Linked DNA regions of Homo sapiens: region 2 is linked to region 1. A link is a loop called in an ENCODE intact Hi-C map of the cell type or tissue named here. Cell type or tissue: CD4-positive, alpha-beta T cell. All regions are shown on one strand.

Evidence for each region. Hi-C counts contacts between places; a loop is a spot of excess contacts. Peaks named below come from ENCODE experiments on the same cell type or tissue, not always from the same donor. Only the 100,000 strongest peaks of a DNase experiment are listed, where the experiment ranks them.
Region 2: it touches region 1 in a loop (9-fold over the local background); 4 of 110 quality-filtered maps call a loop at or near these places.

The regions. Positions count from the first base shown.
Region 1 is chr18:12,933,576-12,936,075 of GRCh38, reverse strand. No RefSeq gene overlaps it. Among named protein-coding and RNA genes, the nearest start is that of SEH1L, 13 kb to the left of the region's middle. In CD4-positive, alpha-beta T cell, CTCF peaks have their summits at 1,212 and 1,412 (motif pointing right); a DNase peak (open chromatin) is centred at 1,415.
Region 2 is chr18:12,326,654-12,329,153 of GRCh38, reverse strand. It overlaps AFG3L2 (AFG3 like matrix AAA peptidase subunit 2), which reads left to right. Exons shown (of 17, transcript NM_006796.3): 17 at 1-210. It also overlaps a transcript of TUBB6 not described here. Among named protein-coding and RNA genes, the nearest start is that of TUBB6, 20 kb to the right of the region's middle. RefSeq lists a silencer at 910-1,204 and an enhancer at 739-1,588. In CD4-positive, alpha-beta T cell, CTCF peaks have their summits at 867 and 1,071 (motif pointing left); a DNase peak (open chromatin) is centred at 1,063.

The DNA of each region.
Region 1 (2,500 bases):
AACTCTTCAGGAAGGAAGGTTTGGGTCACCCCACCAGGTGACAAACCATGACCAGCTGAGGTGCTTGCTGAGGGCAAAGGGAATCTGGAATGGGTAGTGGAAGCAGATGGTTATAAATACCAGCTAAACCACATGGCCAGTTACAAAAATGGGGACTGTAATTGTTACGAGTATTTCTTCCTTATTTGGTTACAAATGTGTTGTGTGTGTGTGTGTTTAGAAAATATATTTGTCTTCTTCTCTCTCTTATTCCCTTATATTACATAAGACATATCTTAATATTTCAGTTACAGGATACCAAAGAGAAGAGTAAACATGACCCAAGAACCCTACGTCCTCTTCTGGGGAAGGTTTAGTGTGTCTCTGGTTTTACCCAAGATAGTTGAATCAGGTGAGGTGCAAGTATGATTTTGCTGTTATCTGGAGATTAAGTATAGTTTAAGGAGATATGTAGAGGTGCCACGTTGACAAACAGTTGACTGCAGTAGTTAATTTTATTTATTTATTTATTTATTTGAGACAGGGTCTTACTCTGTTGTCAGGCTGGAGTGCAGAGGTGTGATCTCGGCTCACTGCAACCTCAGCCTCCCAGGCTCAAGTGATTCTCCTGCCTCAGCCTCCTAAGTAGCTGAGACTAAAGTGCGCGCCACCACACCCAGCTAATTTTTGTATTTTTAGTAGAGACAGGGTTTCACCATGTTGGCCAGGATAGTCTTGATCTCTTGACCTCGTGATCCACCCACCTCGGCCTCCCAAAGTGCTGGGATTACAGGCGTGAGCCACCGCGCCCAGCCTGCAGTAGTTAATTTTATGTGTCACTGTGGTTAAGCTATGGTGCCCAGTTGTTTGCTCAAACACTAGGTCTAGAAGTTGCTGTGAAGATATTTTGTAGGTATGATTAATATCTACAATCCATTGACTTTAAGGAGATTACCCTCAATAATGAGAGTGAGCCTCACCCATTCAGTTGAAGGACTTGAGAGCAAAGACTCTCAAGAGAGCAGGGAAAAAGAAGGAATTCTGCCTCAAGTCTGTAACACAGAAATCCTACCAGACTTTTTCTGGTTTGCTGACCTGCCCTACAGATTATAGACCAGCCAGGCCCCACAATCACATGAGCCAATTCCCTTAAATAAATTCCTTTAAAATATATCCATAGATCTCCCATTAGTTCTCTGCGAAACCTTGACTGGTACAGTTAGTTTCACTTGTTTTGTGAAGTTTCACTTGTTTTGTGCTTCCTGTACATGAAATTACACAATCTATACTTTTCCTACCCAGCTCCTTTTGTTCTACATGACATTTGTGAGCTTCATTCCTACTTTCCTCAGGTTCATCCGTGAACTGTGTGTGAGCTGCGGGGTCAGACCCACCGTCTGCATGTGTAGCATTCCTGTGAGACAGGAGCCAGCAGGCGGCACTATGACATCGCATATGGAACTTGGAAACGTCCTGTAACTGCAAATTCCTAGGTGTCAGCCACAGCTGAATTTTTCAGTGGTCTGTCACAGGGCAGGCAGCTTATCGTCAAACTGGAAATAAAATCTTTACATTTCTAAATTTGATGTTAATTGAGTTGATAAAATTTGGCCGGGCGCGGTGGCTCATGCCTTTACCAGCAGTTTGGGAGGCTGAGGCAGGCAGATGACTTAAGGTCAGGAGTTCGCGACTAGCCTGGCCAACACGGCGAGACCCCGTCTCTACTAAAAATACAAAAATTAGCTGGGTGTGGTGGTGATCACCTGTAATCCCAGCTACTCGGGAGGCTGAGGCAGGAGAATTGCTTGAGCCCTGGAAGCGGTGGGTGCAGTGAGCCAAGATCACGCCACTGCACTCCAGCCTGGGCGACAGAGTGAGACTCTGTCTCAGAAATAATAATAATAATAAAATAAAATAAAATTGAAGTGCTCAGGACACGAGAGGCCTTCACAGAAGTAAGCTGTGGCAGGGGGAGAGGAGAGGGGCTGATGTGCCCTCAGCCCAGCACTAGGGAGTGTCAACGCCCTGGAGGGGTCTGGTACTTTACTTGCCAGCTAATGCGTTGCGCCGTCACAGACTAGTGGATATGGATACTGGCAGGAGCTGTGTTATGTATTTTTTTTTTTTATAGACAGGGTCTCACTCTGTTGCCCAGGCTGGAGTGCAGTGATGCAATCATCGCTCACTGCAGCCTCAAATTCCTGGGCTCAAGCGATCCTCCTGCCTCAGCACCCCCAAAGTTCTGGGACTACAGGCATGAACCACTGTGCCTAGCTAGAAGCCGTGTTATTATTTACAACAATCACTATAGCCATAGTACCCACATTTCCTTGCCCTAAGTCCTAGCATGTGGGGCCGGATGACACCTGCACAAGCAGTGGCTTGCAATTCATGACAATCTCTGAGCTTGGGGACCCTGAATGTTTGACAATGGGCAGTAAGCCTGCCTACCCATTTGCTCTGGAAAGAGCTGCTCTTTCTATCTTCCAAGCAACTGCCCTTTGTTGTAAGCAGTGTAAGC
Region 2 (2,500 bases), 610 kb after region 1:
CAGATGGGCTGTGAAATTAAATTGGAGTCTTGATAAGAACATTTTAATTTGACTTAATATTTTAAAGATTGAATCCAGATCACTTGTTGCTGTCTTAATGGAATGGTTTTCTACAGGAGCTGTAACATACTTAAAAATATGAATGTATTATGTAAATATGGCTTCTTTACATAAAAAATAAAATGTCAACACTGTACTTTTCTGAACACACATAGGGTCCCTATTTATGCTCTGGATATTTTTAGAAAACATAATGGCAAGAAATTAAATTTTCTTGCTTTTTAGAGGAGAATCCTTCAAAATCTCAGCCTCGCTGGTTCTCATTAGCTCCCACAGGAGGTTGGAACCTTCTAGAGTTATGTGTCCTGTAAAGATGCACTGAGCTCTGGATATAAAGTACATGGGTCCTGAGGGGTTAGTCATGGCCTGAATCTGTGATAACCACCCCAGTGCAGGTCCTCAAGAGGCCAGTCATGGCCAGATGTTGGCCACACCTTCTGGGTATAGAAGTTAACGTATAACTGTAGCGGGCCTGGCAGGCTGACCTGAGCCGTCACCTGGATTTTAGAGAAGGAACAGTGGAACTAAGCTGGAGTCCCCTGGGCCCTGGCTCTCTGGGGACATCTCAGGAGTGGTCTGACTGGTAAGCTGCTCCTATTGTCTATTGAAAGGGAGTTATTGGTTATGTGCTTCCAGAAAAGTGAGTCTGTAGTGTTGCAAACCTATATCAAAATTCCTTAAAAAAGATGGCATGAGGAAGATTTGCTATGTCTTCTATCAATTGCTGTTATTTGGACATGGAGGAGACACTGGCATTTTTAACTATTTACATTTTTAGCAGTCTGTTTTAGCATTATTCCAGCTTGCCTTGTGTGGTGTTGATGTTGTCGGAACAGTGGCTTTAGAATTAACACAATCTAGTGGCATCCCTGCCATGGCCCCAGGCCATGCATGCTCCACCCATGGCTACTTCCCAGCAGCCTGAGATACCCACCTGTCCCCGGCAGGCCGTGGAAGCAGCTGTTTGGACTCCACAGCTCAGCATGCCAGGAGAACAGGCGCCCCCTGCTGGACCTTTGCACCTGCAGGCATTGCCACACTGGCCACTTCCTTTCCTCATAGGGTGTTTTTGGGAGGTGCCCAATGAAGCATTGTTTCCAGGCTGAGGCTCACACAGTTGTGAGGGTGCTGGGTGTGCTTTTTACCATACAGGCAGTAGACGATTAGGAGACGCTCTCTACTCCTTATCCAACCACTGCAAGGCATGGAGCCAGCGTGGGCTGCCCTCTCACAGGCCTTGGCTGTGAGACCTCCCGGGGGACGAGAGTGGGGCCCACTGTCTGTCAGGCTTGATACAGTAAGAGTGACAAAGCCAGATAGCACCGACAACACCCATGTTTCTGGTGAGGTGAGCAACCTTAAGCTCTGGGCCCTGGATGGCTGCTCAACCTGTGCAAGTGGCCCTCTGTGCTAGGAGCAACCGTGGCTCCCTGTGCCACCATCTTGTGGGGCCTGCTCATGCATAGATCTTTCCACGGTCACACAGAACATGTTTTCAGGACAGATGTGGGTGGTGAGCTGGTAAGATTTATTTTTACTGTGGTCTCAGAATAGTTCAGATTTCTGCAAAAAGATCTGTGATCACCTCAAGCCATGCTGCTGTGTTTAGTGATGAACTTTCCATCTGCCCAAGGCTGGGGCTTAACACAAAATAAATACAGCTAGTCAATGTAAGGCCTGGGATCACAGACCAAGGGTGGTGTTGTGGTTGTACTGTGGGGAACCCTAACCCTAAGTGGTCCCGAATGACAAAGCTTTGTCTGTCTCTTATTCCCTGTCCAACACAGGTCAGAGTGGGCTCTGCCCAGGATGGTCACTCAGGAACCTGGACGGGTGGACAGGAGGGATCGGGGGGGCTGCCCACGTGGGAGGCAGAGCAGGAGGGCTGGCACTGGCACATGACGCTTCCACTCGGGGGTGACACACTATGCCCATTCTTATGGCTAGAGCAAGTCCCACGTTCACAGCTTCAAGAGGGCAGGAAGAAGTAAAGCAAAAATATTGTCAACAGTGAGGTCTGTACCAGGCACTAGCAGGGCTACTGTGCGTGCCCCGTGGAGTTTATCTTTGGAAACTCCAAAGGTGTGGCCGGTGGTAGAAGCCATCAGGTGTGATGGGTCACAGCAGAAAAGGGCCCATCCCTTCCATGCAGGGCTGGCTGTTGGCACCCCAGCTCCCACCCAGCACCCCTGGCTTTGTCCGGAGGCCTTTTGGGGCTGTTTGTTCCCCTACAAGGTTGGGGAACCCTAGCCCAGGACCTGACTTGGGAAAATGCAAGATCCTGTGGGAGTCTAAAAGGTGGCTGCGGATGGAGGAGGGGCTTTTGTCTGTACTGCATTGCCTTCCAGCTAGCAACAGTTTTGGCTGCCCCCCTTAAAGCCTCCATTTAAAGAAGAGCCCTTTCCTCTGTTGTTTTCGTGAACTGAAGTGGGGAGGAGTT